Linked DNA regions of Homo sapiens: all the other regions are linked to region 3. The links are chromatin loops, found by intact Hi-C in ENCODE. Cell type or tissue: natural killer cell. All regions are shown on one strand. Links, peaks and the distances in the headings refer to the core of each region. The heading gives the core; the rest is flanking DNA. Region 1 overlaps TBCD (tubulin folding cofactor D). Region 2 holds the start of MIR4525 (microRNA 4525). Region 3 overlaps TBCD (tubulin folding cofactor D).

Evidence for each region. A loop is a pair of places that touch in the nucleus more often than their neighbours do. Peaks named below come from ENCODE experiments on the same cell type or tissue, not always from the same donor. Only the 100,000 strongest peaks of a DNase experiment are listed, where the experiment ranks them.
Region 1: it touches region 3 in a loop (2.7-fold over the local background); 8 of 110 quality-filtered maps call a loop at or near these places.
Region 2: a loop joins it to region 3, with 3 times the contacts of the local background. A loop is called at or near these places in 30 of 110 quality-filtered maps.

What each region holds. Positions count from the first base shown.
Region 1 is chr17:82,888,272-82,898,842 of GRCh38, reverse strand. TBCD (tubulin folding cofactor D) reads right to left here. Exons shown (of 39, transcript NM_005993.5): 16 at 9,146-9,175; 17 at 5,211-5,296. Among named protein-coding and RNA genes, the nearest start is that of ZNF750, 54 kb to the right of the region's middle. RefSeq lists an enhancer at 1-76 and a silencer at 2,781-3,040. In natural killer cell, for the core only: no CTCF peak of the experiment used is centred there; DNase peaks (open chromatin) are centred at 4,892, 5,452 and 6,482; H3K27ac peaks cover 841 bases.
Region 2 is chr17:82,663,777-82,674,347 of GRCh38, reverse strand. It overlaps RAB40B (RAB40B, member RAS oncogene family), which reads left to right. Exons shown (of 6, transcript NM_006822.3): 2 at 9,792-9,852. MIR4525 (microRNA 4525) reads left to right here and starts at 6,041; the gene lies at 6,041-6,115. RefSeq lists enhancers at 5,387-5,566, 9,506-10,006. In natural killer cell, for the core only: CTCF peaks have their summits at 5,450 and 5,651 (motif pointing left); a DNase peak (open chromatin) is centred at 5,617.
Region 3 is chr17:82,777,014-82,787,584 of GRCh38, reverse strand. TBCD (tubulin folding cofactor D) reads right to left here. Exons shown (of 39, transcript NM_005993.5): 7 at 5,864-5,996. Among named protein-coding and RNA genes, the nearest start is that of TBCD, 30 kb to the right of the region's middle. RefSeq lists an enhancer at 23-72. In natural killer cell, for the core only: CTCF peaks have their summits at 5,439 and 5,638 (motif pointing left); a DNase peak (open chromatin) is centred at 5,614; H3K27ac peaks cover 762 bases.

The DNA of each region.
Region 1 (10,571 bases), core at 3,494-8,493, 110 kb before region 3:
AATTATGTCTCAAAAATAAAAGTTACATCTTGTGAAAACAACACGGAAGACTTTTAAACAATAATCTCTAAGTAGGATATGCCTTTCTAATTATGACTCGAAACCCAGAGCCACAGAAGAAATCGATCCCTACCAACACATATGCCGAACAAAGTCTACCAGGAAAACACCAAAAACAAAGTCAAAAGTCAAACAACAAATCTGAAAAAACAACCGCAACTGATCTTACCAACAGGAGGCTTCCCTAAAATAAACCAGTTCTTCTGAATCAATAAAAAAAAAATAGTGTAGCAGAAATATCATCAAAAAGTTTACAGAAAATACACACACACTTCAACCACTTGAAGCGGTGTTCAGCCTCCTGCACATAGGAAAAGAAAACGAAGCCTCTGCTCAGCTGTCCAACGGCCCAAGCCCCAGGGTCTGCAGCAGAGCTGTGGGAAGCAGCCGTGTGCTCCCACCAAAACCCAGAGCCGTGCCGTGTGCTCCCACCAAAACCCAGAGCCGTGCCGTGTGCTCCCACCAAAACCCAGAGCCGTGCCGTGTGCTCCCACCAAAACCCAGAGCCGTGCCGTGTGCTCCCACCAAAACCCAGAGCCGTGCCGTGTGCTCCCACCAAAACCCAGAGCCGTGCCGTGTGCTCCCACCAAAACCCAGAGCCGTGCCGTGTGCTCCCACCAAAACCCACGGGGGCTCAATGCTCACGAAAACCAGAAAACCAGCCGGGGAGAACAGAGCCATGCCGTGTGCTCACACCAAAACCCAGAGCCATGCCATGTGCTCACACCAAAACCCAGAGCCATGCCGTGTGCTCACACCAAAACCCACAGGGGCTCAATGCTCATGAAAAACAGAAAACCATCGGGGAGAACAGAGCCGTGACGTGTGCTCACACCAAAACCCACGGGGGCTCAATGCTCACTCCAACAGAAAACCAGCCGGGGAGAACAGAGCTGTGCCGTGTGCTCACATCAAAACCCACGGGGGCTCAAAGCCCCTCAAATGTGGGGCGTCCACACAGTGAGAACCACTGAGGAACCCTGAAACACAGGCAGCTGATGAGGCAGGCAGCAGATGAAGGAAGCTACCTGCACGGATTCTAAAACGGGGGAGCCCCAGCGACAGGAGGTCAGTCAGGATGGCGCCTCCTGGAGGGAGGGTCATGTGCACCACACTGACCACAGTGGTGGTCATTCAACAGCTCACATCTGCCAAACCCGCTGCCACACTTAAACCCATATTGAAAACTGGCAATTTTACTATATGTAAACTATATGTAATAAAGTAGATGTACAAAGATAAAGCTGATTTTTTTTTTTTTTTTTGAGACGGAGTCTCATTCTGCTGCCCAGGCTGGAGTGCAGTGGCGCGATTTCGGCTCACTGTAACCTCCGCCTCCCGGGATCAAGTGATTCTCCTGCCTCAGCCTCCCGAGTAGCTGGGATTACAGGGGTGCGCCACCATGCCCGACTAATTTTTGCATTTTTGGTAGAGACGGGGTTTCACCATGTTGGCCAGGATGGTCTCGATCTCTTGACCTCGTGATCTGCCTGCCTGGGTCTCCCAAAGTGCTGGCATTACAGGTGTGAGCCACCGCACCCGGCCCAAAGCTGATTTTTTTTTAAAAAGGCTTTGACTTAGGAATATACAGGATACTGAAAGGGAAAGCCACGGAGCAGGAGGAAATATGTAGCAAGGAAGCATCTGAAAAAGGAATTGTATGCAGAATTCATGAAGAATTCTCAAATTCTCAACAGGAAGAAAACGACTAACCTAATAAGTAAATGGGCGAAAGATGTGTTAAACACGCCCCTGAAATGGATGATGACTGAAACTGCATCATCAGTCACTAGAACACGAGTTAGTCAGCTGCTCCCACACCCCCATGACAATGGCCAAGCTTGAAAGACCAACACCCCAGCACCAGCACGGACCCCAGATCCCGGACCCCGAGCTTGAAAGACCAACACCCCCAGCGCCGGCAAGGACCCCAGATCCCGGACCCCGAGCTCATCCAGCACCGGGGGCGCGTGGCACCATCACGCCGAAAGCCATGTGGCCATTTCAGAAAAAGCTACAGGCAGGGTGTGGTGGCTCACACCTGCAAGGCCAGCATTTTGGGAGGCCAAGGCAGGTGGATCACTTGAGACCAGGGGTTCAAGACCACCCTGGGCAACATGATTTGTCATCTCCACAGAAAAATACAAAAATTAGCCGGGCGTGGTGGCGTGTGCCTGTAGTCCCAGCTACTCGGGAGGCTGAGGTGGGAGGATCGCTTGAACTCAAGAGGTCGAGGCTGCAGGGAGCCGCGATTGCGCCACCACACTCCAGCCTGGGTGACAGAGCAAGGCTCTGTCTCAAAAGGAAAAAAAAAAAAAAAAAAAAAAAACTGACAGCACAGCCACCCAGCTCTGGGCATCTATGCCAGAGAACAAGAGTGCAGGCCCAAAGACAGATGTGTACACACATGTTCACCGCAGCTGCACCTGTGACAACCCAGACAAGACACTGCCCAGAAGCCCCTCACCAGGTGAGTGGAGACAGACGCCACGTACCACACCCCTGGCCCTGGAGGCTCGGGGGACGGTCCCCACAGGCGGACAGTCTGCAGGAAGCATGGAGCAGAGGAAGCCAGTGTGAGTGAGGAGAGTGCCCACTGCCTGAACCCATTCACACAGAGCTTTGGGAAATGCAGACACAGCTGCAGTGAGAGCAACAGACCAGGGGTGCCTGAAGAAGGGGGTGTGGGAGGGGAGGGACCCCGAATGGGAAAGGGGAAACCTGGGCCTTTTCTCGTCTTGATTGTGGTGATAGGTACGAATTTACAGATGTTAACATTTACAAAAATGTACCTATTGAACATGCACCAGCTTACTGGGGGTCGTTTACACCCCAACGAGGCTGTGATGATGAACAGGAGAGTGGGGCGACGGCTGGTCCCCCCATCCTCCTCGTCTCGCCCCACAGTCTTCCTGGGGTGCCCGTTAGTTCAATTCCAGTCTGTGTGTCCGAAACTCCAATTTGCAGAGGAAACATCTCCATGTCAGCACGGCTGATGCTTCCTCGCAGGCCAGCACGTGCAAGCTGAGGCCCCAACCTCCTCGCACTCAACGACACTGTCGCCCTCAGCTGTGCCCTCCACCTGCGGAGTGATGCCAACACAGCTCTGAGACCCTCTGTAATGCCCTGGCAACTCCCACCTTCCTCCAGCGGGCACACCTCCAGGCCCCCAGCCCTCTCCCGTCTCCCAAGAGCCCTCAAGCCCTCTCCTTATTTCCAGTCACCAAATACAGCCACAGGGATATGTTCAAAACAAAGACCTGACCATCAAAGTGCCATGACCTCAGGACAATCCACACTCTTCACTATGGCTCAAAGGCCCCCAGCAGCTCCCCGCCAGGGCCCAGGGCCCTGCTAACTCTCCTCCCTGATGGGCTGTGCTCAGTCCCATGCCCTCTGCTGAACAGGACCACTGCCTCCCTCACCCCAAGGTCCAGGCTGACAGCAGGACCCTGCCTCGGGTGCAGGGGGGCCCCGCGGTACTAGGGTGCAGCCATGACTGCAGGTCCCCGTGATGCCGCCCTCAGGATTGGAGGGGCCTGCCTGCCGGTGCGTCCTCACAAGTGGCATCTGGTCTGCACGCAGGGCCTGGCATCGTGAGGAAGCCAAACACACTGGGGGAAGACATGCCTGGACCCAGGTCTTGGGTTGGCAAATGTTTTTATAAAACGCACACAGCTAATTACATGCGAGTTTTAGGCTGGCTTAGAAACCTCAGCAACAAGGGAAATATGCTGAAGCTTCCCATAGCTGTCAGGTGTGTTACTCAGGAAACTCGGGAAAAGGTGGTAGATTGTCTTTTTCTTTAGATGGAGTCTCACTCTGTCACCCAGGCTGGAGTGCAGTGGCACGATCTCGGCTCACTGCAGCCTCCGCTTCCCGGGCTCAAGTGATTCTCCTGCCTCAGCCTCCTGAGTAGCTGGGATTACAGGCACCCGCCACCACGCCTGGCTAATTTTTGTATTTTTAGTATTCACGGGGTTTCACCAGGCTGGTCTCCAACTCCTGACCTCAGGTGATCTGCCCGTCTTGGCCTCCCAGAGTGCTGGGATTACAGGCATGAGCCACTGCATCGGGCCAGTAGATTTTCCACATAAAATATATGGCCAAGTATTAATAGGAAAGAACTGATAAGGCAAAAAAGGACATTAAATGTTGAGGAAACCTGAAAGGGTATAAAAATACAGATAAGTGTGTTCAAAGATCCTTCCTGGGAAAGAGGCCAAATGCTACATTTTCAAAATTCTGCCCAGGCTGGTGACGGAGAAACGTCCTTTCTGCACGGTCTACACAGCAGGGCTGTTGGGGAATCGATCTTTAGGGTATTTAATGGTTAATGTTAAAAATGCATCGGGCATGCTTCTGGTCCTAATTTAAGGCAAATAAATCACTTCATAAAGTCACACCCCACTGCACTCCAGCCTGGGCAACAGAGCTAGATTCTGTCTCCAAAAATAAATAAATAAAGTCACACCCTTTTTCACATTTCTGCTGCAATGGATCAACTAAGATAACTGAAGTAACCTCCCCAGTACCTAATTACACAACTAAAACAGTTTGATATAATTCTGTAAACTGCAATTAGAGGTGCTAAACATTTGTTTCTAACCTGATTTCTAAAATACCTCTTACTCATTTCATAGACAATCTACAGATAACTTCAACTTCAAAACACTTCCTATTACCGAAACAGAAAGAAACAGTCCCTTCTAATCCAAGATTTCACGGTGGGAAAGCATTTAGGACATCCAGTAGGGAAGCATCAGGAGGAGGTGTGGCCGTGCTTGCAGCTGCTTCCTCTCAAACTCCAAGCCCCACACAGAACCAGCACGGGTAAAACGGGGCGACCAGGAGAAAAATCATAAGCAGAGACAGCACTCACGGCAAGGCCGCACTCCTGAAGCTGAGCCCCTCTTTAACACGTGAGTAAATGTCCCCTATCTAGCGTAGTAAAGCATGAGGTGTGTCCAATCAACATGAAACACAAGTTTCAGTCACTGTTCCCAATTCCATTTTTAATTTTTCACACAAAAACTACATTCCATTGAGTGGACATTACAGGATGAAAAAAGAAAATGGTGGTAGCTGATTTCTGACATCCAATCTGATTTTAGAGTATTCTATTTTTGTGATATACATTAAAGACTTACCTTATAACCAGGAAACAGTTGGATCTGTTACCGACGGCAAAATAGTCAGCTGTGGTCAAAATATCAATACCATGAGGGAAAGTGCCCTAATAAGAAAGTGGAAATGGGGGAAAAAGAAGAATTTGAATGAACAAAGGCATTTCACCAAGTTCAATAATCACATCCACAGACATTTACACTCATGAACCCCGAGCCCTGAGGCAGGTGGTGAGCAAGCCACACACCACAGACATGGCTCGCCGAGGACTTCCACGTCACACTGACTTCCTGACGGTCTACCCAGGCAACACCACGCTAAATCATTGAAACCACTCACAAGTATTTCATCTTTTTCAAACAACTCAAACATTTCCACTTCGGTACGTGGTAAGAGACCTTTCCCGAAAACATACACCGTAAACGGTCTTCAGGTCTCAACAGTGTTACAGCCACTGACCTCCATCGGCCTGAGCCCCATGCCACAAAGTGCCACAAAGCTGGCAGGTCGGTGCACACCAGAGCGAGCAGGCCTGGGTCAGGTCGGGGATGCAGCCGCCTGCACGGTCTACAAAGCCTGGACCAGAGCCCAGGCCTCACTCAGCAGTCCCGGGCAGGCAAGACGTTGACTGGGGGCAGCTGGCCCAGCCGGTTCTTGGGGGTGGTGACAGCTGACCCCAGAAGCATCGAGGACCAGCAGCCGCCGAGGCTCTGACATGGGAGAGGCGGCACCTCCTCCCACCCCGCCACGACAGCCTCCCAGTGGAGCCCCAGCTCCAGCCCCGCAGCCTACATGGTGTTACTGATACCACTCTCAGGTTCCAGGATGTGAAATTCTGGAAACAACATAAATAATTTCCTAAGAAAATACAAATGACAAACTTTAAACCCCACATAGAAAGCCTTACAGCTATAAACCACAGCAGGGTTTTTCAAAGGTCTCCCAAGCCTGCCCACCTCCGAGGCCGGGATTCAGATCCTTCCTTGACGTCTTTAACCCATTCATCACCACCCTGCACTTGACCATTAAAACCTCACACCTTCATGTAATAGCTTCGCAAGTCAACGTAACTGAACAGCCAGCACTCCTGAGAACACCCGGGGCCACATCCCTCCTTCCCACCAGGAGAGGCCGGAATGAGCAGGTACCATGCGGCTTTCTTCCAGCAAATCTCTCCCAAGGGTTACACTGGGAGCTTGGGCTGATGGAGATACCATAAACTTCTGCCTGAGGCTGCTGCAATCAGTGACAGCATGAGCATCCTTCACTGAACCGTGAACAGGGGAGAAACCTGCACCCAGGTGGAGCTGTTGCGGCTCACTCTGCAGAAAGACAGCAGGTGCCACAACCTGGGATGTCGCCCACTGGGGTACAACTCCATGCCCCACATCACAGCAGGCAGGAGCCCAGGGAAACATCCGGGGTGGCCCAGGACCAGGTCTCACCGAGAACAAGAACAAGGGGACTCTGTGTCCAGCATCCCCCCACGGTGAGAACAAAGCAAGACCAACACAGGGGCCAAGGCTCTGTCTGGCCAGGCTAGGGCTGGAACAACAGGCTCCGAGCAGACAAAAGCGGGCTCAGCTGCCCTGAGCCTCAACTTCCTCACCTGTGCAGGGGGGAAGTGGGGGGCCTGGGTGTGGACAGGCCACCACAAGGGCCTGATGGTGTCGGGGGCCTGGACAGCACTCGCCTAGGAGCAGGGTCATAGGGCTGGAATGTCGGACAGGCCCTGAACGTGGAAGCTGCCCATGGGTTAGTCACAACCTGCTCAAGAGCCCCTGGGCTCAGTAGGGAGAAGGCAGAGACCACTCAGGACCAGAGTCTCCAACTCCAGCCAAGACGAACCTGGACAGAGAAGCTGGTCCCTCGTCTCTGCCCCCAGCCCCCTCTGTGTCCCCCAGGCCGCTCCCCAACCACCCCCCATCCCTGCTGCTGTTACCCAGCGGCCTCCACTGTAACGCATTTCTTACAACTTCATTCCAAATCTGTGTATTAGAAACAGCCTCCTCCAAATCCGAGGGTTTTTAGGCTGCTTCCCTGTGTGCTATGCGACACGTCCACTCCCGTTTGCTTTGCCTTGCCAAGTTCTCGACCTTCTTCTCAAATGTTTCTATCCAACCTCAGCAGGACATGGCCGTGCGGGGCTGGGAGACGCTCCGCACCTGCGCGTCTTGCATTTCTTTCAAAGTCTGTGTCTCTTCAAAATCTGTGCCGCTTCTTCCACGAGGCTCCCGCTGCCGTCCGCATGCTGGTCACTGTGCAGGATGCTCTGAGACTCACACTGCTCAGGCTCAGGACTGAGGTGCAAGACTCCCGCACCCACGGGAATATCCCATTTTCTGGCTGCTTGCCTAAATTTAGACCAAGTGTAAAGGCCTTTCCTTTCCCTGTCAATCAATCCCCAACCTGAGCTGCCCCGATAAAGGTAACGTGGCTCAAATCCAGCCACACACACAGGGAGGCTGGTCAGCTCAGCTGCAGGGCCCCGTGGCTCCCTATGCGACTGGGCTGCTCCTCCCAGGAAGCAGCATCTGGGAACCCGGAACACAGAGTGATGGCGGAGTGCGCCCCAGGGCCCACCCAGCACGGTCGTCACCCCGGGCTCTGGCCTCAGCACGCCCCTCTCCAGTGGGGGCTCTGGAGGGGCTGGAAGCCCAGGGACAGGGAGACTTCTTCTCCTGGGCTCTCACTTTCCAGGAAGCTGGCAAGTCCCTAGGCTCAGCTAAGTGGTTTCCAACAAGCTCCTTCTTCCTCACAGCAGCCACACTCTCCACTCAAAAGACCAAACCTCGTTCACATTCTCCTTGGCCTGGGCGGCTCTTGCTGTCTGCACACCCAGGCTCCCCTTGCAAGGCTGGTGTCTCTTCCTAGTGAACTGGCTCCGACCAGGGCTCAGGGCTCTGAACACATGCAGGCCCCACGGCACCCCAAGGATGCTGGGTGGGCCTCGGCTGCCTCGGGCCAGCAAGAAGTAGTCACGCCCCTTCCTGGGCTCCGTCTACAGAAAGCCGCCCACACCACTCACGCCAGGCTCCTCCAGAACCATTTCAATAACAGGCGCAAGTCCTCGTCCGCCCGCCTCTCCAGCTGACTCTGGCATCCGGCTTTTCCTGTGGACTCATTTGGCCTCAATGCTTCCACTCCAGGTCAGACACCTTGCCTGGAGGGCTCCCCACAGGTCAGAAGGGTCCGCAGGCCCACGTCCACCCCATGCCGCCCCACACCACCTGGCCACAGCCCAGACCCCGGCTGCATTTGCTTTGCTGTCCGGGAACTCCAGAGCCTTCTCGGCTGACTTCTCGTGGGAACTTTGCTCCCCGCCCAGGTCCAGCCCAGACCCCGGTCCCCTCTCCGGCCTCTGTCCCACTCTCCTGCAAGACCCAACCACACGCCCAAGATGTGACGTCATCACACACAACATGAGTAACCTGGGGCCCCCCATTCACAGGCGAAGCTGACCAGTGACCAGATGTCAGGGTCAGAGGGCACAGCAAAAGCAGCCCCAGCATGATGTGGGGTCGTGGGGTCATGGGGTCCGTAGCTTCTGGGAGCTGACTTCTGGGCCCGTCTATGGTCTGGATGAGGCACAAGCTGACGTCAACAGAGCCAGCTCCTGCTCTGTGTGGGATGAGGCGGGGTCAGGTCTGCGTCCCCGCAAGGCCAGGCTGGTCCCAGGGACCCGCCCCACCCTGCAGAGCCACATTATGTGGCTCTTGGCAACGTGTAAAGCACAGCTTTCCGGCCTGTGTGTGTAAATTACTGTACATGCAGGTTCCCTGTGAAACAGGACTCGCTGTTTAACATGTGCGTCCTATAGTGAACTCATGACCCTGGCATTGATGTAGCCACACCACATCTCACAGTGCGAGAAGACACCAGGGTTATAGCTCTCAAGATTCCTACCTATAAACCCGCAGGAAGTTTTTGGAATAAAGGTGTTTGAAAGCAGCCATACCTGTCTCCCCACATTCTCCTGGAAGGCGGCCTGCGGAGCAAAGAACAAACACAGCAGGTGAGCGAGGTCAGCTTCCGCCAACACCAGAGGCAAGTTCAGAACAAACAGCACAACGTGAATGACCCACGGCTTTATTTTTTAAATAAAAGCCCTCATTGTTGGCTGAACAGAGCCTCAAGGTGCGTCACTCTGTTTTTACGTCCTGGTGCTCTTTAAAACCACAATTTAAGAATTCAAGTTTATAAAATCAGACACATCCTGAAAAGTGGCCTTTACCACTGAGCCTCCCAGCAGCACCCACGCGGAGGCCCCGGCTGTCAACTCAGAGAGACAGACAGGCAGGTTAAATCAAAGCCCAGAGCCCGAACACTCTTCCTCAGGAGTGAGGCAGCTCATGGTCACCAACTGGCACCACGTGCCGCCCTCCAGGGAGGGCGCCCTGCCCGCACCCATGGCACGGTGTCAATAGGCTCTCCAGGCCGAGTCCCAGGGCCGGGCACAGGCCCAGAGCAAGGGCTGCTGAAAAGGTCAAAATGTGAACTTCAACAGGATGAAGTGCTTCCAGGAGGCCTCTCATGTCCTCCCCAAACACCCTGCCCCCCTTAGGCGCACCGACCAGGCAGAGCAGGTTACCTGGGCAAGGTGACAACCACACCTCCCTTCCCATGTGTCACCAGCTGGTGCCCCGTCCTTCCCAAAAGCACCCGGGCTCCGAGTTCTCAGGGCTGGAGACACAGGAGACTTCAGTGTCCCAGGAAGACCCAGCAAAGTGCACCCACGGCCACACCACACACACCACCAGCAAGGGGCGAGGCCAGGGAGGCTGGCGGCTTCAGGGACCACGCTCTGGAGGAGCGACCTCCCGCCTGGCAGGATTCCTGCCAACACTCGCCTGGGGGCTTCCTGAGAGCAAGGTTGAGCGATGGCTGCTGGGAGGAGCACACACAGACGGGCACCAAGTAAGGAGCCGAACACAGCCACCCAGGGTCTGTGCCCCCACCCCCCAGGGAAAAGGAGCAGACGCGCCCACCACCTCTGGCCAATCACACAGAAACCAGACGTGCGGGTGGCTCCAAGGCAGACCCCTGGGCTGGGCTGGAGATTGGAGGAAACAGGCGCTTCACAGCAGGCTGGGAGGAGGCCTGACTGCTGCTTTGCAAATTTGTAACTTTTGTGATAAATTCATTAGGAAAGTAAGAAACAAAACCCGCCAAAAGGCAATGCAACAAAGATATACTGTAACATCAATTTAACATACACTATTAGGAAGACATGTACCATTCCAGTGGTATCTAAAAGATGTTTTAAAAATTCAAGATTTATGTGGAAAAGCACAAGCCCTAAAACAGGGAAAACAGTCCTGAGAAAGAAGACGCTGGGAGGCATCTCCCTGCCCAGTGCGAAGGCTGACTATGCACAGCAGCAT
Region 2 (10,571 bases), core at 2,546-7,545, 110 kb after region 3:
TTCTTTTGAGACGGAGTTTCACTCTTTTTTGCCCAGGCTGGAGTGCAATGGCGCGATCTTGGCTCACTGCAACCTCCGCCTCCCAGCCTCAGTGACTCTCCTGCCTCAGCCTCCTGAGTGGCTGGGATTACAGGCACCCGCCACCACACCCGGCTAATTTTGTATTTTTAGTAGAGTTGGGCTTTGACCATGTTGGCCAGGCTGGTCTCAAACTCCTGACCTCAGGTGATCCGCCCGCCTCGGCCTCCCAAAGTGCTGGGATTACAGGCGCGAGCCACCGCGCCTGGCCAGGTTGTTGCGTTTTCTAGTTTGTCCAGTGTTGATAGTCACAAAATAAGAAAGATCTTGGACATTGAAAACAATAATTTCAAAGAAGGGATAAAAGTTAAAATGAGATGAATTCCCAGAATGCTGGGAAAAAGAGAGAGAGATGCAAAATCAGACAAGAAAGGTGGGAAACAGGCTCAGGAGGCCCAGTATCTGATTAATCACATCCCAGAAGGAGAGAACAAATTATCCAAGAAAGTTCCCCAAAATTGAGATTTGTGTCTCCAGATTGAAAGGCCCATGGAGTGGTCAGCCTGGCCACGAAGATCCCTACAGCAAGGCCCACAAGGTGTGCAGTTTCAGAGAAGCGCCTCCATGCCCACCAGGAGGAAAACCAGGTTGCATTCAGAGGGTCAAGAATGAGTTTACGGCCGATCTCAAAAGGAACTCTGGAATGACTGAACGTGTTTAAGGGAAAAGCATCTTCTCCCTCAATTGTATGCCTGTCCAAACACAAGGAAGAGTGAGGGCAGCCTAAAGACATTTTCAGACGTGCAAAGTCTCAGATACTACCTTCTTCCATGCACCTTTCTCAGGAATTGAAAAGAGGAGTCAGCTTAAGAGAGGGAAGGATGGAATCCAGCAGTAAGGGAGTGGGGGCCCCAGGGCAACAGTCCTCCCAGTCCAGATGGGAGCAGGACAGAAGGTCTGGAAAGATGCCCCAAAGAAAGTGAAATTCCTGAATGTTTGCAGGTACCGAGAGCAGATTTAGATAGTTGGGGAAAATTACAGTGATGAATTAGTAATAAATGCAGAGAAAACTGAACAAGTAAACAATGAGTAAACAACAAGTAAACATGAGGCAATTTTTTTTTTGAGACAAGAGTCTCACTCCATCACCCAGGCTGGAGTGCAGTTGCACGATCTCAGCTCACTGCAACCTCCGCCTGCCGGGTTCAAGCGATTCTCCTGCCTCAGCCTCCCAAGTATCTGGGACTACAGGCGCCCACCACCATGCCTGGCTAGTTTTTGTATTTTTAGTAGAGATGAGGTTTCACCATGTTGGTCAGGCTGCTCTCAAACTCCTGACCTCAGATGATCCACCTGCCTTGACCTCCCAAAGTGCTGGGATTACAGGCATGAACCATCACGCCTGGTACAATGAGGCAATTTTTAACTCCAGTAGAAACAAAAATTCGTACATGAAGGAAAAATAAACATTGTATACCATATGGTGGTTCAGCTGTGGATGGCGTCTACCTGGTGTCATTTTCTGTTGCTGTAACAGAATACCACAAACTGGGTAATTTATAAAGAAAATAAATGCATTTCTTACAGTTCTGGAGGCTGGGAAGTCCAAGGTTGAGGGGCTGCATCTGGGGAGGGCCTCCTGCTGCGTCATAACCTGGCAGAGGGCATCGCGCAAGCCCGTCAGCTCAGGTGTCTTCCTCTCCTTGTAAGGCCACCAGTACCATCATCAGGGCCCCACCCTGCTGACCCTACCTAATCCTAATTACTTGGCAAAGGCCCCACCTCCAATCAACATACAAACTGGAGGTTTACCTTTCTAACGTGAAGTTTAGCGGACACATTCAAACCATAGCACCTGGTTATGACAGTGTAGAATGGAATATCCATCTAGCTTAAAAAGCAACAAAACTGTACAGGGAGCGTGTGAGTGTGTGTGTTAGAGTTACAGGGGTGAGGTGTGTCAGTGGGTACAGGGAGCGTGTGAGTGTGTGTGTTAGAGTTACAGGGGTGGGGTGTGTCAGTACAGGGAGCGTGTGAGTTTGTGTGTTAGAGTTACGGGGTGGGGTGTGTCAGTGAGTACAGGGAGCGTGTGAGTGTGTGTGTTAGAGTTACAGGGGTGGGGTGTGTCAGTGAGTACAGGGAGCATGTGAGTGTGTGTTAGAGTTACAGGGGTGAGCTGTGTCAGTGGGTACAGGGAGCGTGTGAGTGTGTGTGTTAGAGTTACAGGGGTGGGGTGTGTCAGTGAGTACAGGGAGCATGTGTGTGTGTTAGAGTTACAGGGGTGGGGTGTGTCAGTGAGTACAGGGAGCGTGTGTGTGTGTTAGAGTTACAGGGGTGAGCTGTGTCAGTGGGTGAGTGTGTGTGTTAGAGTTACAGGGTGAGCTGTGTCAGTGGGTACAGGGAGCATGTGAGTGTGTGTTAGAGTTACAGGGGTGGGGTGTGTCAGTGGGTACAGGGTGTGTGAGTGTGTGTGTTTTAGAGTGACGGGGTGGGGTGTGTCAGTGAGTACAGGGTGTGAGTGTGTGTGTTAGAGTTACGGGGTGAGCTGTGTCAGTGGGTACAGGGAGCATGTGAGTGTGTGTTAGAGTTACAGGGGTGGGGTGTGTCAGTGGGTACAGGGTGTGTGAGTGTGTGTGTTTTAGAGTGACGGGGTGGGGTGTGTCAGTGAGTACAGGGTGTGAGTGTGTGTGTTAGAGTTACGGGGTGAGCTGTGTCAGTGGGTACAGGGAGCATGTGAGTGTGTGTTAGAGTTACAGGGGTGGGGTGTGTCAGTGAGTACAGGGAGCGTGTGAGTGTGTGTGTTAGAGTTACAGGGGTGGGGTGTGTCAGTGAGTACAGGGAGCATGTGAGTGTGTGTTAGAGTTACAGGGGTGGGGTGTGTCAGTTAGTACAGGGAGCGTGTGTGTGTTAGAGTTACAGGGTGAAGTGTGTCAGTGAGTACAGGATGTGTGTGAGAGTGTGTGTGTTAGAGTTACAGGGGTGAGGTGTGTCAGTACAGAGAGCGTGTGAGTGTGTTAGAGTTACGGGGTGAAGTGTGTCAGTGAGTACAGGATGTGTGACTGTGTGTGTTAGGGTTACAGGGTTGGGGTGTGTCAGTGAGTACAGGGAGCGTGTGAGTGTGTGTTAGAGTTACGGGGGTGGGGTGTGTCAGTGAGTACAGGATGTGTGTGACTGTGTGTGTTGGAGTTACAGGGGTGGGGTGTGTCAGTGACCGAGAGCTACATTTTCATCTTCTGTAGTGGAAAGTCAGTGGATGCCTAAAACTGAAATGTCAGGAAGTAGGAATGTAAGTATGTTCTTCATCAATCTGGAGATGCATAGCAAAAGAAGTTATTTTAAAGGATTAAAATGGGGAAGGGAGACAGGGGTTCGGGTGGGCCAGGGTCCAACATCGTGGATCGTGACAGCACTTCAGACTGTGAGCATCCATGACTCCATGAAAACAGAAACGAAAGATGGTTTTGAAACTCGTAGGGCGCTTAAAAAGACCATCAGGAAGCCGGGCGCGGTACCTCACACCTGTAATCCCAGCATTTTGGGAGGCCAAGGCGTGCAGATTACAAGGTCAGGAGTTGGAGACCAGCCTGGCCAATATGGTAAAACCCAGTCTCTACTAAAAATACAAAAATGAGCCGGGCGTGGTGGTGGGCGCCTATAATCCCAGCTACTCAGGAGGCTGAGACAGGAGAATCCCTTGAACCCGGGAGGCGGAGGTTACAATGAGCTGAGATCGCGCCACTGCACTCCAGCCTGGGCGACAGAGTAAGACTCCGTCTCAAAAAAAAAAAAAAAAAATCAGGAATTCTTTTACATTTATGAACACATTTTAAAGTTGTTTGGCCCTTGGCTGGGCGTGGTGGCTCATGCCTATAATCCTAGCACTTTGGGAGGCCAAGGCAGGTGGATTACCTGAGGTCAGGAGTTCGCAACCAACCTGGATAACATGGTAAAACCCCGTGTCTACTAAAAGTACACAAATTAGCTTGGCTTGCTGGCGTGTGCCTGTAATTCCAGCTACACGGGACGCTGAGGCACGAGAATTGCTTGAACCCGGTGGGCGGAGGTTGCAGTGAGCGAGATCACGTCACTGCACTCCAGGCTGGGTGAGAGAGCGAGACTCTGTCTCAAAAAAAAAAAAAAAAAAAAAAAAAGATTGTTGGCCCTCAAGGACAGGTCAAGAGGATACTTTCTAAGTCAGAGGACCCAGCCAAGCTCAGGCAGTGGATTAATCTCCGGAAAGACAAATATGAGCCTCTCAGCCCGTGGGGGTGAGTGTCCCTTCGTCTGGAGACAGACATATCAAAGCTGGAGTTATCTCCGCATTCGAAAATAGATTCCCAAGTGTATTCGTTCATTGCCTCGTGCCTGCCAAGGGAAAATAAATATTTCCAAAATTCTCTTTGAGGATTGCTATTATGGAGCAAATATGTATGTTCTTTTTTAATTTATTGTTTGTGTTTCACGCTCAGTGTGTTCATTGCTGACGGCTGCAGGACTTGGCACATGATGGTGCCTTCCCGAGAGCTTAGTAGGGTTTTAAAGGACTGTGAAGAGATTTTTGGTCGTCGCTCAAAGCGTAATTTCACAGGGCCTGAAGCTCCCGCGCTGGGGCTAGTAGAACTATCTAGTTGGAAGGCTCCAGAAAAGTGTTTTTGTCTCCTTTTACATTTTTTTTTAGAGACAGAGTCTCACTCTGTCACCCAGGCTGGAGTGCAGTGGCACGATCATAGTTGACTGCAGTCTCCAACTCCCGGGTTCAAGAGATCCTTCCACCTCAGCCTCCTGAGAAGCTGGGACGACAGGTGTGCACCACCATGATTGGCCAATTTTTTTATTTTTTATTTTTATTTTTTTGAGACAGAGTTTCGCTCTTGTTGCCCAGGCTGGAGTGAAATGGTGTGATCTCGGCTCACCACAACCTCCACCTCCCAGGTTCAAGCAATTCTCCTGCCTCAGCCTCCTGAGTAGCTGGGATTACAGGCACCCGCCACCACGCCCGGCTAATTTCGTATTTTTAGCAGAGACAAGGTTTCTCCATGTTGGTCAGGCTGCTCTCGAACTCCTGACCTCAGGTGATCCACCCCGCTCGGCCTCCCAAAGTGCTGGGATTACAGGCGTGAGCCACCGCGCCCAGGCCCTAATTTTTAAATTTTTTGTAGAGATGAGGTCTCACCATGTTGCCCAGGCTGGTTTCGAATTCCTGGGCTCAAGCGATCCTCTCACCTTAACCTCCCAAAGAACTGGGATTACAGGCGTGAGCCACCGTGCCTGGCTATTTTCCTTTCTGTAAAAGGACTGTTTCCTTGATACTCACTTGGTCACCTGGGAAAACCACAGCAGTGTGGTTTTGGTCTGACAGCAATGGAGGCTACGCCGCGTGCCCCACTGTGGTGAGGTCAAGCTCCTGGTGCTAAGATGCTGATGGTAGCAGTGGCCCATCTAGAGTGGCTGCTGCCAAGATGCCGGCTGCAGCGGAGGCATGGCTGGGCCTCTCGATCCACGGATCAGGCAGCAGCTCCGCCTTCCCTGCGTGCCGCGGCCCGCTGCCCTGGGGCAGCTCTAGACGCGGGCGTCTCTGTGCTCTTGGAGGCCTGGGAAGGCCACCCCTGCCCCCTGCAGGCTTAGAAGTGCCTGCTCCAAATGCCTGGCCTCTCCTCACTCCCCACGCCCGCTCCAGTCGTGGAGCACAGTTGGGGCTGAGCCCAGGTGCTGCTGCAGACCATCCGGGTGGGTCCACACTTGGGGCAGCACGGACACACCAGCCCTTGCCACCTCAGCCCCCTCGGGACTGGGCGCTGTTGAACATGGGAGGGAAGCTGAGGGAGGGCTGAGGGTGGCTCAGTGCTGGCCTGCAGGCGCCCCTTGGCATGAACAAGCTGGGTGCCATGAACAGCAGTGGGAGGCAGACAGACTTCTGGGTGGAAGGGGGCAGGTCCCTGGTGAAGCCACACCTTGAAGCTTCAAGGGGGCCTGGGGCCCGGGCTGCCAGTCCTGCAGACTGGAAGGAGGACTCGGTGCTTTTGTCAGAGGGGGGATGTGCATGCTGGTTGGGGTGGGCTGCCTGTGGACCAATCAGCGTGCACTTCCCCACCCTGAAGACCACAAAAACCCCAGACTCAGAGCAACGCGGACGTCGGGATGACCAGCTGCGGAGAGCTACCCTGTCTGCTGAGAGCTGAACACTTGTCAGGACGACCTGCCTGCAGAGAGAAGCCACCCACTGTGGGTCTCCCCTGAGCTGTTCTAACACTCAGTAAAGCTCCTCCTCGTCTCGCTCACCCTCCACTTGTCTGGGTACCTCATTCTTCCTGGATGCAGGACAATAATTCAGCAGCCACAGAGGTTTCCAGCCGGAAGAGCAACATCCCAAAGGCCCCATCAGTGCCCCGTCAGCGCCCATGCCAAGAAGAGAGAGACAGACGGTGCACTCAGCGTGCCTGCTGGGCTCGGTGGCAAACGTTTGGCCAGCTCAGGAAAGCCTCGTACTGGGTGGGTCAGGGGACTGCTTGGCCGCTCTGTCTGAGCCTCATCACGGGGCAGGTGGCGTCTGCAAAGCGGGTGCTTCGGGCGTTCTCAGTGCTGCTGTATCTTTTGTCCTCTGAATCACTCTCCTCTGACGGGGGGAGTTTGCTCTGGTGTTGCTTGGTCTAATCTACCTGGTGGCGTGATGGGCAGTCTCTGTGGACAGAGTGTGGAGTTTAGCAGGAGACAGAGGAGGATGCGGGAAGCCTGGACTCCATGTCTCTGGGGCTCTGGTGGCACCACAGAAAGAGCCTCTGGAGTCCAGGAAGGGGGCAGGGCCCGGAGGAGGAAGCAGAGGGCAGGGGACAGGCTGGACACAGCAGCTGTGGGAGGGAGGGGTGCTCGGGATCTCATGGAAGGCGCTGCACAGGTGTGCTCAGATCAGGCAGGTGTGCCATGCACGTGCTCATGGCTGCATCAGTGGAAAGTGGAGGACAGAGGCCCAGAGCTGCTGCAACGCCCAGGCCTGCCTGAAGATGTGGGCGACCAGCTGTCCAAGCCAAGTGGGAGGCCACCGGTGGCACCGCCACTGCACACCTCGCTCTGCCCGACAGGAGACCAGGAACTCGGCACACTGCCTCCTGGGATGCAGGGGGGCTTGTGGCCAAGTCCAAGGGTTCTAGACCCTTCGAGGGGGCAGAAGCTGCTTGAGAACCGTGGCCTCCGCAGCCTCGCATTTTTAGAGGAGCCTGTTTCTGGGCACTCACTGGCTACATCGTGGGCTTCTCTGGAAGGAGAGCTGCAGAGGCCGTGTGCTCCACGACGGTCTCCAGGGTGAGGTCTGGTGCGAGCCTCGGCGCTGCTTCTCCCCTCGGCCTCTCAGCGGCGCGCTTCCCTTTAGAATTCTGATTCCCTATTCAGCCATACTTGTCAAAGCACTCAACATCCGATCACAGCCGAGAGTGAGGCCAGGGCTTGTCTCTTGTAGGTTTAGTGCTTTGAGAGATACTGTCAAGTAAATCCTATACATGAAATAAATCAAGCAAATCCCACAAAGGCTGGTCATGTCTTGTTACTAAGCAGTTTGGGTTCCTGTGATTGTACGTGTCATTGTACCTGGTTTTAGGAAGGCAGTGCTCCTACCCGGCATTCTCCAGCCCCTTAACTCAAACCCTCTCTTTCCATGTTCTCAATGACAGACCTGGTGCTCATCCGGAAGCGCTAGAAGTGAACACAGGAGATGTTTCCTAAAGAAGCAGAACACTGGTGTCTGGGGGGTGATGGGGGCGGGGAAACATATTTTTCCCTTTAAAAATATTTATTGGCCGGGAGCAGCAGCTCATGCCTGTAATCCCAGCACTTTGGGAGGCCGAGACAAGTGGATCACCTGAAGTCAGGAGTTCAAGACCAGCCTGACTGATATGATGAAACCCCATCTCTACTAAAAATACAAAAATTAGCTGGACGTGGCGGTGTATGCCTGTAATTCCAGCTACTCAGGAGGCTGAGGCAGGAGAATCACTTGAACTCAGGAGGCCGAGGTTGCAGTGAGCCAAGATTGCACCACTGCACTCCAGCCTGGGCAACAAGAGCGAAATTCCATCTCAAAAAAAAAAAATGTATTGTGGCCAGGCATGGTGGTTCATGCCTGTAATCCCAGCACTTTGGGAGGCTGAAGTGGGAGGATCACTTGAGTCCAGGAGGTTGACCAGCCTGGGCAACACAGCAATGCCCTGTCAATTAGCCAGGTGCGGTGGCAGGTGTGGTGGCAGGTGCGGTGGCAGGTGTGGTGGCAGGTGCGGTGGCAGGTGCGGTGGCAGGTGTGGTGGCAGGTGCAGTGGTGTGCCTATGAGCCCAGGAGGTAGAGGCTGCAGTCAGCTGTGATTGTGCTACTGTACTAGAGCCTGGGCGAGGGGGAGACCCTGTCTCAAAAAAGATTTTTTTTAAGTGTAGTTTTTTTTTTTTTTTTTTTTTTTTGTTGTTGTTCTTGTTGTTTGTTTTGATACAGAGTCTCCCTCTGTCGCCCAGGCTGGAGCACAGTGGCACAATCTCAGTTCACTGCAACCTCCGCCTCCCGGGTTCAAGCAATTCTCCTGCCTCAGCCTCCCTACTAGCTAGGATTCCAGGAGCCCGCCACCACACCCGGCTAATTTTTGAATTTTTAGTAGAGATGGGGTTTCATCATATTGGTCAGGCTGGTCTTGAATTCCTGACCTCAAGTGATCCACCCGCCTCAGCCTCCCAAAGTGCTGGGATGACAGGCGTCAGCCACCGCATCCAGCCCTTAATTGTAGCTTTTTATTTTAGAAGAAGTGTTCCAGCATGGTGGCTTATGCCTGTAATGCCAGCACTTTGGGAGGCTGAGCCGGGCAGATTGTGTGAACTTAGGCGTTTGAGACCAGCCTGGGAAACATAGCGAAACCCCGTCTCTACAAAAAAATACAAAAATTATCTGGCCCTAGTGGCACATGCCCGTAGTCCCGGCTACTCAGGGGACTGAGGTGGGAGGATCACTTGAGCCTGGGCTGTGGAGGCTGCAGTGAGCTGTGATCACGCCACTGCACTCCAGCCAGGGCGACAGAGAGAAACTCTGTCTCAAAAAAAAAAAAGAAGAAGAAAGGCATTCTCGGGTTTTTTTTTTGTTTGTTTGTTTTTAACTTGAAAAAATAGAAATGTGGAAAGAAGGTTCCAGCCTACCTGTAATCTGCACCCCAGAGGTGGCTGGGACGGGTGTGCAGTCCCGTGTCCCTGCACATGCGTGGTTCACATGCACATGTACACAGCTGAGAGCGGGCATCCCACGCAGCGTCACGTCTGTCTTTACTGTACTTTCCTAGTGTGATACTGGGGGACGCAGTCTCAGTGTCTGCAGAGCCGCTGCCTTAGCCCCGTTCCCTTGGAAACAGAGCTGAGTCGGAGCTCTCAGGCCTGCAGGCTTGGGGAGGAGGTGGGGAGGGAAGGACCAGCCCAGACGGGGGCACACCCAGCGGCCACAGCCCCGCGGCAAACCCACCGGCCTCCAGGTCACATGTAGGCCCTGCAGTGCCTGTCGGGGAGCCCCCTGGGCCAGGGTGATGCGAGCCTGACCCCCACAGAGGCCAAGGCGGCTGAGGACAGGAGGGGCCCGGGTGCGGGAGGGCGCAGGCAGGGCCCCTGTGAGCTTGGGCAGACACAGGGAGGGGGTCCCATCCGCCTGCCTTGTAAACCTGGAAGTTGCACTGATGAGAAACCCTTTTCTTCCCTGAACGTGAGACTTCCAGCGTCCTGTTAGCTGCAGCCTCAGGCCTAAGCCGTCTCTAACCCTTCCGCAGGCATCGACTACAAGACGACCACCATCCTGCTGGACGGGCGGCGGGTGAAGCTGCAGCTCTGGTGAGTCTGGAGGAGGTGCGAGCGTCCCGCACCCCCAGGGAGTAACCCCCCTGGCTGGCATAGCACCCCCTGTCAGCACAGTGCCCCGGGGAGCACCCATCCCCCACCACCATCGGCACAGCGCCCCCGGGAACACCCTCCCACCACCACCGTCGGCACAGCACCCCGGGGAGCACCACCAGCCCCACCACCATCAGCACAGCACCCCGGGGAGCACCCTCCCCCCACCACCATCGGCCCAGCACCCCAGGGAGCAAGCTCCCCCCACCACCATCTGCCCAGCACCCCAGGGAGCACCCTTCCCCCACCACCGTCGGCACAGCGCCCCCGGGGAACACCCTCCCACCACCACCATCGGCACAGCACCCCAGGGAGCACCCTCCCCCCACCAACATCGGCACAGCACCCCGGGGAGCACCCTCCCCCCACCACCGTCGGCACAGCACCCCCGGGAACACCCTTCCCCCACCACCGTTGGCACAGCGCCCCCGGGAACACCCTCCCACCACCACCGTCGGCACAGCGCCCCGGGGAGCACCCCCAGCCCCAGCTGCACCAGGGCTTCTCTGAAGGAGGTGGTGGTCCGGTTGTCTGGGCCCCCGTCATCCAGAGTAGGGGACCCCAGAACGGACATAGCGCTGTGGCTGGGAATCGGCTTTTGGGATCAGAACCTGTGGCCTGGTGTCTGTGGGAAGATGCCAAGAGGGGACCGATGCAGC
Region 3 (10,571 bases), core at 2,715-7,714:
TCTGCCTGCAGCTCTGCCAAGCCCAAGGTGAAACCTCCCACCCGCTCAGCACCCAGCACGACTTCCTCCTGCTGAGGCAACCTGGATCAGACCAAACGGACCCTTCCAAGAGACAGAAGGAAACAACACACATGACTCTGGAAAGACTCGAGATGCTCCAGCAGCCGCCCAGGGCTTCAGACGCTCTGGAAGGGACGTGCTGGCCCCAGGAGCTGCCAGAAGCCCGGCCCCGCCAGGCGTTGCTTCACGGCAGTTTCATTCATTCCCTTCCCAGGGATTTCAGCCGGCTGCGTCAGACAATTGCTCACTCTTGCTGAGGGCAAATCTCTGAATAGTTCTGAGGTGCTGCTGCCAAACCGCCTGGGTGCTCTGCCCTAAACGGCAGGACAGCACGCCTCACTCTTTGCCAGCATATGCCGGGGGGTGGCACAGGGCTCGGCTCTCCTAAGCCTTTGAGAAGACCGTTTTACACCTCGGGAGGAAGGGGAAAAACGAATGTCTCTCCACCTCAACGTGGAACTTGGAGATGTCAAAATAAAAAGCACTTCCCCACTCCTGGCTGGTTTGACTTTGCTACAGGAATTCCCACCTGTCCCAGCAGCTAGGAGGGGAATGGGGCAGCGAGCCGTCCCGCCCACCCACCCTCTGGGTATTCCAAATGCAGGCTGTGCAACACGTGTCTCCCACTTGGGATGGAAGAACAGAAAACTTGGGAACAATCTAGAGAAAACCAACAAGATCATCAAAAAAAAAAAAAAAAAAAGTAAAGAACCGAACCCACAACAAAGAAACTGCAGAACTAGACACATGTGGCCACAAGACCCTCCCAAGCCGAGAAGGACTCGGAGCCCTGCACCCAGGGGACACCGTGGAGCCCTCCAAGGCAGCCTGAACGCAGTGGCCCACAGCCCCTCACCAGGAGGCTGCCTCTCCCACAGCCAGCCTGGCCAGAAGGTGGCACGCCTCACCTGCCTGCAAGTCCCTGGGCAGCCACAGCTGGCTCCAGCCCCAAGGCTGGGATATCCTGCTGACCCAACAGCATGGGGTGGGGACGGCAGAGGAGGGGAGGCTCCCAGGCCAGGCTGACGAGAGCTGCAGGAGACCCCTAGAAGCCCGTTAAGAGACCGGACAGAGATCAAATTTGCCTCCCCTCCCAAAGCAGCACCCACACTCGGGGCAGGGCTAACGGCCTCCCCTGCAGAGGCACCACACTCGGGGCAGAGCCATTGGAGACAACCAGCTCTGGTCACATCCTGTTAGACCTCCCATTTGCTCCCCTGACCTGAGATGTTTTTCCCCCACAGCACTGAGTTTTATTAGGGATTTCATTAAGGTTAAATTTCTAAGGATGAGGGAATCCTAGAGGGCAGAGAAGCCCTCGAAGCCACCTCAGATCCTGTGAGCCACAGGTTCTACGGTGGGATCGCCACCTGGTTCCAGGTGCAGATGATTATAAGGACACTGCTTTGGCCCCACGGGCTGGTAGGCTGGTTAATTCTTCCCCACCCAGAACACGATCATGAAGGCCGTGAAGCTGAAGAGCTGCTTACACAATATTCCAAGAAGCAGGTGTGCGGGACATATCCACATGGATCCTGACACACATGTAGGTGCCAACATTGTCATTTCACCAGTCCAACCTCAGGCCAGGTGGTCCCAGTCACAGCATGGACCCCCTCCCACTGCGATGGGTCGGGTCCAGTGGTCCCAGTCACACAGCATGGACCCCCCTCCCGCTGCGATGGGTCGGGTCCAGTGGTCCCAGTCACACAGCATGGACCCCCCTCCCGCTGCGATGGGCGGGATCCAGTGGTCCCAGTCACACAGCATGGACCCCCCTCCCGCTGCGATGGACGGGATCCAGTGGTCCCAGTCACACATCATGGACCCCCCTCCCGCTGCGATGGGTGGGATCCAGTGGTCCCAGTCACACAGCATGGACCCCCCTCCCGCTGCGATGGGTCGGGTCCAGTGGTCCCAGTCACACAGCATGGACCCCCCTCCCGCTGCGATGGGTCGGGTCCAGTGGTCCCAGTCACACAGCATGGACGCCCCTCCCGCTGCGATGGGTGGGATCCAGTGGTCCCAGTCACACAGCATGGACCCCCCTCCCGCTGCGATGGGTCGGGTCCAGTGGTCCCAGTCACACAGCATGGACCCCCCTCCCGCTGCGATGGGTCGGGTCCAGTGGTCCCAGTCACACAGCATGGACCCCCCTCCCGCTGCGATGGGTGGGATCCAGTGGTCCCAGTCACACAGCATGGACCCCCCTCCCGCTGCGATGGGTCGGGTCCAGTGGTCCCAGTCACACAGCATGGACCCCCCTCCCGCTGCGATGGGTGGGATCCAGTGGTCTCAGTCACACAGCATGGACCCCCTGTCGCTGCGATGGGTGGGATCCAGTGGTCCCAGTCACACAGCATGGACCCCCCTCCCGCTGCGATGGGTGGGGTCCAGTGGTCCCAGTCACACAGCATGGACCCCCCTCCCGCTGCGATGGGTGGGGTCCAGTGGTCTCAGTCACACAGCATGGACCCCCTGTCGCTGCGATGGGTGGGATCCAGTGGTCCCAGTCACACAGCATGGACCCCCCTCCCGCTGCGATGGGTGGGGTCCAGTGGTCTCAGTCACACAGCATGGACCCCCTGTCGCTGCGATGGGTCGGGTCCAGTGGTCTTAGTCACAGCACGTACCCCTTTCCCACTGCAATGGTTCGGGGAGCTGCGGCAGTTGCCACACCCCATGCCACCAGCCGGGTAAGGCTCATGGTCTTCCACACGCATGTCATACTTCTTGGCAGTAGCGGCCCATTCTTCTGGGGTCTTAGGGACCTAAGAGCGTGTCCTTGGTCATGTGGGAGGCTGTCTGTACACCCAGCATCACAAACATTAAGGTGAAGCTACCAGAATTCCCAGGACCCCCACCCTGGCCACTGCCATCTACCCCTTCTTCATGTTTCCTCAGTGAGACCCAAGGCAAAAAATGAAGAATCCAATTGCAACTAAATCCACCACCTTTACCAGAATTGCCTAAAACATAAAACGCACATTCCCTGAGGATCCATGGACCAATGGCACAGTGGGTACGTCCGAGACCTGAGTCCTCCCTGCCCTACCCCTCCACCCCCGTACCCTTCAAGGCCAGCCTCAGCCTGCCCTGACCTCCACGATAGCAATGAATCCTCTTTAGGCATTGAGGATGCTGCCCCAGCACGGCCGGAACGAGGGGCACCTGGGGACACAGACAGCACATCTGTACCTGCAATGCCCAAAAATGCCTGGCATGAGGAGGTCCTCTATTTCATCAGTACGACAGGTATGCCACCAGAAAAATCTTTTTAGAAAGACTCCAGAAAGATGAAAACATTCCAAATTTTGTTTAAAATTTTATTAAAAACTAGTGTTGTGTACCCAAGGGTACTGAAAGTATTAAGTTGGGTTTGTTTTTTCTGTTTTTTTTTTCTGGCAGAGTCTTGCTCTGTCACCTAGGCTGGGGTGCAGTGGCATGATCTCGGCTCACTCAACCTCCGCCTCCCAGGTTCAAGCAATTCTCCTGCCTCAGCCTCCGGAGTAGCTGGGATTACAGGCCCACGCCACTATGCCTGGCTATTTTTTGCATTTTTAGTAGAGATGGGGTTTCACCACGTTGACCAGGCTGGTCTCGAACTCCCGACCTCAAGTAATCTGCCTGCCTCGGCCTCCCAAAGTGCTGGGATTATAGGCATGAGCCACCGCGCCCGGCCTGAAAGCATTAAGTTTAAACAAAAACTTGCACATGAAAGTTCTTCACAGCGTAATTTGTAAGAGCAGAAAATACCCACACACTGGCATATGGAAAATACCCACACGCTGGCATATGGAAAATACCCACACGTTGGCTTATGATTCGGCCATAAAGGGAACGAGGCACTGACAACACCACAGCGCAGATGAACCTTGGACACATCGGGCTCAGTGAAGGCCAGACGCAAAAGGCTGTGTCGTGTACGACTCTGGTGAGGTGAGATGTCCGCAACCAGCAAGTCCACAGGGACAGCACATGGATCCACGGCTGCAGGGGCTGGGGAAGGTGAGGGACGGACTGCTCGGTGCAATCAAGGTTTCTCTCACGATGATGACAGTGTCCTGAAGTTAGATAATGGTGATGACCGCACAGAAAACTACAGAATTGTTTACCTTAGAAGGATAAATTACTTGTGGTATGTGAATTATATCTTGATTTTTGAAAACTGCTGAATCTGTCACATTTATGTGGAGGTTGAGGGGACGCCTGAAGAAAACAGACATCACCTGGGCAGAGCACAGGCTCCAGGAAACACGTCTGCAGTTTTCTCTCACACGTCTGAAACCTTTTCCTCATTTCAAAGGCTGCCCTCCTGAAGACCACGGCAGCATGACCGGGAAGCAGCAGACATTGAGGAGGACACTTCCCAATTCCCCCTCAAGAAACGTATGCCCCCACCCCAGGCTATCACTCCCACAGCCCCCCTCCACCCAGCTGACAGCCTCCCGCTCCCTGGCAGAACCTGCCACGGCCAGGACAAAACCGCGGGCAGGAAGATGATACCACAGACAGGAAGACGACGCCGCGGACAGGAGGGCACAGCGGACAGGAGGCCACCATGGACAGGAGGGCACCGCGGACAGGAGGCCGCCATGGACAGGAAGACGACACCGCAGACAGGAAGACAACGCCATGGACAGGAAGACAACACTGAGGACATGAGGACGCCTCTGCGGACAGGAGGACGCCACCGCAGACAGGACGACGCCACCGCAGACAGGACGACGCCACAGACAGGAAGACAACGCCGCGGATAGGAAGACAATGCCGCGGATAGGAAGACGATGCTGCGGACAGGAGGACGACGCCACGGACAGGAGGACGCCGTGGCGAGGTGGCACTCATCATCTCCCCTAAAACGCGCTCCAAAGTGTCCTTCCAGGCGCGGCGGCTCAAGCCTGTAATCCCAGCACTTTGGGATCATCACAAAGGCAGGAGGATCACTTGAGGCCAGGAGTTTAAGACCACCCTGACCTACATAGCAAGACCCTGTCTCTATAAAATATATTTTTTAAACAAGAACAAAGTGCCCCGCTCCTCAGAGGGACCACAGGCTCCACAGCGTGAGACAAGGATGAGAAGTGCTCTCAAAGCCTCACCCGCTGTAATTAAAGAGAGAAGAAGGCGCTGAACCCACCACGCCAAAGGCCACAGCCGGCTGCCGGCTCCCCCTCCAGAAGGCTGACCAGGGAGCTGCAGCCTCCAGGACGCTGACCCAAAAGAGGCTTTGCCCTCTTCTGAGACTTGACCTTTCCTCCTCGTTAGCACAAGAAAAGGTAACACAAGAGACAATCAGAGCGAAAGGGCAGGGAAAGGGCTGGCAAAGGGCTGCAGCCAGGGCACTAACCAGGCACCTGCAGGCAGAGGCCAGGGTCTGTGTCCCAACGAAGCAGTCAGGAACATCCAACCCGAGCCCAGTGCAAAGGAACAGAATCAAATTTCAACTCACCCACCTTGTTTTATTAGAGCTCGTTCAGTCTCTGCACTTAAACAGGAACTAAGCAGCCCAGATGCAGAGAAACCTACCCTGGGGAGCCCCGGCTGCGTGGCACCACTGCCCTCTGCTGGCAACAGGTGGGGCTCCAAGCCCATCCACCAGCACCAGCGCAGAAACCAGCCCTGCCTGAGGCAGGACCCAAAGCAGAGGGAAAAGGAAACTGCCCAAGACCCTGGCCCGGTTAAATCAATCCCACGGGGTTCCAATTACGTCAAGATGGAATCACAGGTAACATCATTCCGTGGTCCCCATGTAAGGCGCCATTTCCCTGCGATCTCCACAGCCCCTGCGGGCAGCACTTACCAGGGCCTGCAGCGTCCCATCCATGGTGATGACCCCCTGCATGGTCTGGAAGGAGGAACGGGCCAGATTGCACAGGCTCCAGTCCAGGAACTCAGCCATCTTGCTTTGCTTGACATCAGGACGTGTGATAAATCTGCCAAAAGGATACAGCTCAACCAAGGCCTCAGCACTGAGACCTCGCCCACGCCTCACCAGCCCACCCCACACACACCCACCTCCCCAGGCCCTCCCACCTCACGCACCCTTACACCAAGATGCCAGCTCTGTACTGAGTCCTGTCCTCCTCCAGCTAGTTCCTCCTCTCTCCAACCCTAGAAACCAAGTCGCTGCCCTGACCAGGGCCCTCAGCAGCCGGTTCCCCACCACAACCTCTCAGGTCGCAGGCCTACTGCCCATCCCCCCCCGCCTGCCCCCTCCACCCCCCCAGTTTTACCTGTCCCCATCACCGCCAGGGAGCCCCTGCCCACTTCTCAGCCCCTCCCTCCTCCCTGGACCCAACTCTGCATCCCTTGACCTCAGGACACCGTGCCCACGTGCAAGGCCTGGCCCCGGCAGCTGGGCCCCAGCCCCTGGGACCTCCCTCCCCCACACCTGCCATGCGTCTTGTGCACAGGCCTGTTTCCACAGCCAGCTGCTCGTGTAGCCCCATGAAAGTCTTCCCTGTTGGACTCGGCCTCGTGTTCCAGGCAGTGCTCACACTCCCCACCCCTCTTGCAGCCCGGCCTCAGCGCAGGACACCTTGAGCACACAGAGCTCCCAAACCAAAAGCCCAAATCTGGCCGGGCGCAGTGGCTCATGCCTGTAATCCCAGCACTTTGGAGGACGAGGAGGGCGGATCACGAGGTCAGGAGTTCGAGACCAGTCTGGCCAACATAGTGAAACCCTGTCGCTATTAAAAATACACAAAAAATTAGCCGGGTGTGGTGCTGTGCGCCTGTAATCCCAGCTACTCAGGAGGCTAAGGCCAGAGAATCGCGTGAACCCGGGAGGCGGAGGTTGCAGTGAGCCAAGATTGTGCCACTGCACTCCAGCCTGAGAGACAGAACAAGACTCTGTCTCAAAAAAAAAAAAAAAAAGCCCAAGTCTTCCTTTTTTTTGAGATGGAGTCTTGTGCTGTCACCCAGGCTGGAATGCAGTGGTGTGATCTTGACTCACTGCAACCTCTGCCTCCCAGGTTCAAGCAATTCTCCTGCCTCAGCCTCTCGAGTAGCTGGGACTACAAGCGCACGCCACCATGCCCAGCTAATTAGCCCAGATCCTCCTGATTTCTCCACCAGGAGTTCATAGGCCAGGCCCCCAGCTTGCCTCCATGATCGAGACTGGCACTGCCACACGGAGAACAGACAAGGCCCTTCCCTCCCACAGCTGACACTCTGGAGAGAAACGACAAACAGCTGGGGACTTCCACAGTGCAAAGAAAAGTTACGAAGGAAACGGGAGGGCATGGCCTCGTTAGAGAGAGGACGGAAGCCACGGAGCTCAACGAGGGGGGCTGCAAAACCTGGGAGGAAAGTGCTGCTGCCCAGGGAAGCAGGAGAGCCAGGGCCCAGGGCAGAAGGGAGCCAAGGGAACTCGCGAACTGCAAAGGCAACATGGTCGAAGCAGAGCAGCCGAGTGGGAGAGGTGCTGGGGACAGGACCAGTACTGGCCAAGCCTGCCCACCTCCTCTTTAGGCCATGCCGGCAGGTCTGACTGGCATCCTAGCCACACCTTTATGGGGTGGGGGGAAGGAGACGGCAGTGATGCCAGGAGGGAGGCACCAGGCGCTCCCTCAACAGCCACAAGGCCACCTCCCGGAAGGGACACTTGGGAGGGCCAGGAGGCGGAAGAGTCCACGTGGGGGAGTGCCCCACGCGACGCCCACGAGACAGCTACGTGGAGACCCCAGGCAAGGTGAGACGTGGAAGCTGGAGCTGCCAGGCTATGACGCCCAACCTCCCTCCGGCCCCCACGTCATCTCCACTGCAACTTCAACTCCGGCCATCCCACCTTCCCGGCCCTTGTTCCAGCACATCCATCTAGTTGGCCTGCGCGAGAGCCGGCTCCATGCTTCCGTGGGGACAAGCCCTCTCAGGGCACTTAACACACAGGAGACAGCCACGCACGTGCCATCCTACTCGGTCATGGCCCTCACAAAACAGAAGCGCTGCCCAGCTGACAGGACGGCTGGCACCTGCCAACTGCTCGTAACAGCAAGGACCTCTCCCCTCCGCCACTGTCCCTGTGGAGCATGCTTAGGGAGGGGCTCAGCATGAACAATGGGGAAAGAAGTCCCTATTTCCAGAAAGTAAAGAATCATTTGGCTGGGCACAGTGGCTCACCCCTGTAATCCCAGCAATTTGGGAGGCGGAGGTGGGTGAATAGCTTGAGTTCAGGAGTTCAAGACCAGCCTGGTAAACATGGTAAGACCCCCATCTTGGCCAGGCGCAGTGGCTCAAGCCCGTAATCCCAGCACTTTGGGAGGCCAAGGCAGGTGAATCACGACGTCAGAAGTTCGAGAACAGCCTGTCTTGCACCCCATCTCTACTAAAAATATTAAAAAATTAGCTGGGCATGGTGGCGCATTCCTGTAATCCCAGCTACTCGGGAGGCTGAGGCATGAGAATCACTTGAACTCAGGAGGCGGAGGTTGCAGTGAGCCGAGATCTCACCATTGCACTCCAGCCTAGCAACAGAGCAAGACCCCGTAAAAATAAATAAATAAATAAATAAATAAATAAACCCCATCTCTAGAAAATAATACAAAAATTAGCCAGGCATGGCCGGGCGCAGTGGCTCATGCCTGTAATCCCAACACTTTGGGAGGTCAAGACGGGTGGATCACCTGAGGTCAGGAGTTTGAGACCACCCTGGCCACTATGGTGAAACCCCGTCTCTACTAAAAATACAAAAATTAGCCAGGGGTGCTGGCGCACACCTGTAATCCTAGCTACTCAGGAGGCTGAGGCAGGATAATCACTTGAACCAGGGAGGCAGAGGTTCAGTGGAGCTGAGATCACGCCATTGCACTCCAGTAGAGCCAAAATCACGCCACTGCACTCCAGCCTGGGCAACAAGAGCAAAGCTCCGTCTCAAAAAAAAAAAAAGAAAAAGAAATTGGCTGGGTGTCGTGGCATGCGCCTGCAGTCCCAGCTACTGGGGAGGCTAAGGTGGGAGGATTGCTTGAGCCTAGGAGATGGAGGTTGCAGTAAACTGTGATCACGCCACTGCACTCGCGCCTGGGCAACAGAGTGAGACCCTGTCTCGAAAAGAAAAGGAAAGAAAAAAGAAACTCATGTGTCCTCCCCAGGAGAGTTAACTTTAGCGGATCTGCAAAAGGGGCCCAGGGCAGTTAACTTCATCGCAGAAGGAAGCAGCATTAAGGTGGTGACAAACCGTGTTCCCTTTAAAACGCACAGAGTTCCCACAGAGCATTAGAAATGAATGGAAAAGCGGAATACTGTGGGCGGCAAGCCACCCAGGTGCCGAGGCAAGAGACCAAGGACACGAGCTGTTCCAATATAATAAAATATAAAACAAGAATAGTTATACCAGATACAGATCTTAGATATGATTATATATATCATTAATCATTAGTTGGTAGCAATTATTCTTTATTCCAATATTATAATAATCCTCGCTCTATAATCATAACCTAGGAAAAGCCAGGCCATACAGAGATAGGAGCTGAGGGGACATAGTGAGGTGTGACCAGAAGACAAGAGTGCGAGCCTTCTGTTATGCCCAGACAGGGCCACCAGAGGGCTCCTTGGTCTAGCGGTAACGCCAGCGTCTGGGAAGACGCCTGTTGACAAGCGGACCGTGGTCTAGCGGTAGCGTTAGTGTCAAGGAAAAACACCCGCTACTTAGCGGACCGGGAAAGAGAGTCTCCCTTTCCCCGGGGGAGTTTAGAGAAGACTCTACTCCTCCACCTCCTGTGGAGGGCCTGACATCAGTCAGGCTCGCCCGCAGTTATCCGGAGGCCTAACCGTCTCCCTGTGATGCTGTGCTTCAGTGGTCACGCTCCTAGTCTGCCTTCACGTTCCATCCTGTACACCTGGCTCTGCCGTTTAGTTAGCAGTAGCAAATTAGTGAAAAGTCTCTGATAAGCAGAAATAATAATGTAAGCTGTTTATCTCCTTCTCCTCTCTCTCTCTCTGCCTCGGCTGCCAGGCAGGGAAGGGCCCCCCGTCCAGTGGACACGTGACCCACGAGACCTTACCTACCGTTGGAGATGGCTCACATTCCTTACACTGCCCCTTTGTCTTGTATCCAATAATATCAGTGCAGCCTGGCATTCGGGGCCGCTACCGGTCTCTGCAACTTGGTGGTAGTTGTCCCCCGGGCCCAGCTGTCTTTTATCTCTTTGTCTTGTGTCTTTATTTCTACACTCTCTCATCTCCACACACAGGGAGAAACCCACCGACCTTGTGGTGCTGGTCCCTACAGACACAAAATGGCACTAAAGCAACTGGTTACCTACTGGGAAGGGCGGGGTTCTACTGTAGACCAAAAGAAACCCCAAATGAATCAATAATTCTGTCTTAATAAACGGTAGAGAAAAATATAAATGACTACTTGTTAAATCTCTTAATAAGACTGCAGGCTTAAAAGTAAAAATAACTAAATAAAGGAGAAAAAAACGGTTTGACATTAAAATTAAAACTTTGGTCCAAAAAAAAAGGAAAAGGCCAACAACCACCTGGGGCAATACCCATCGCCCTTCACC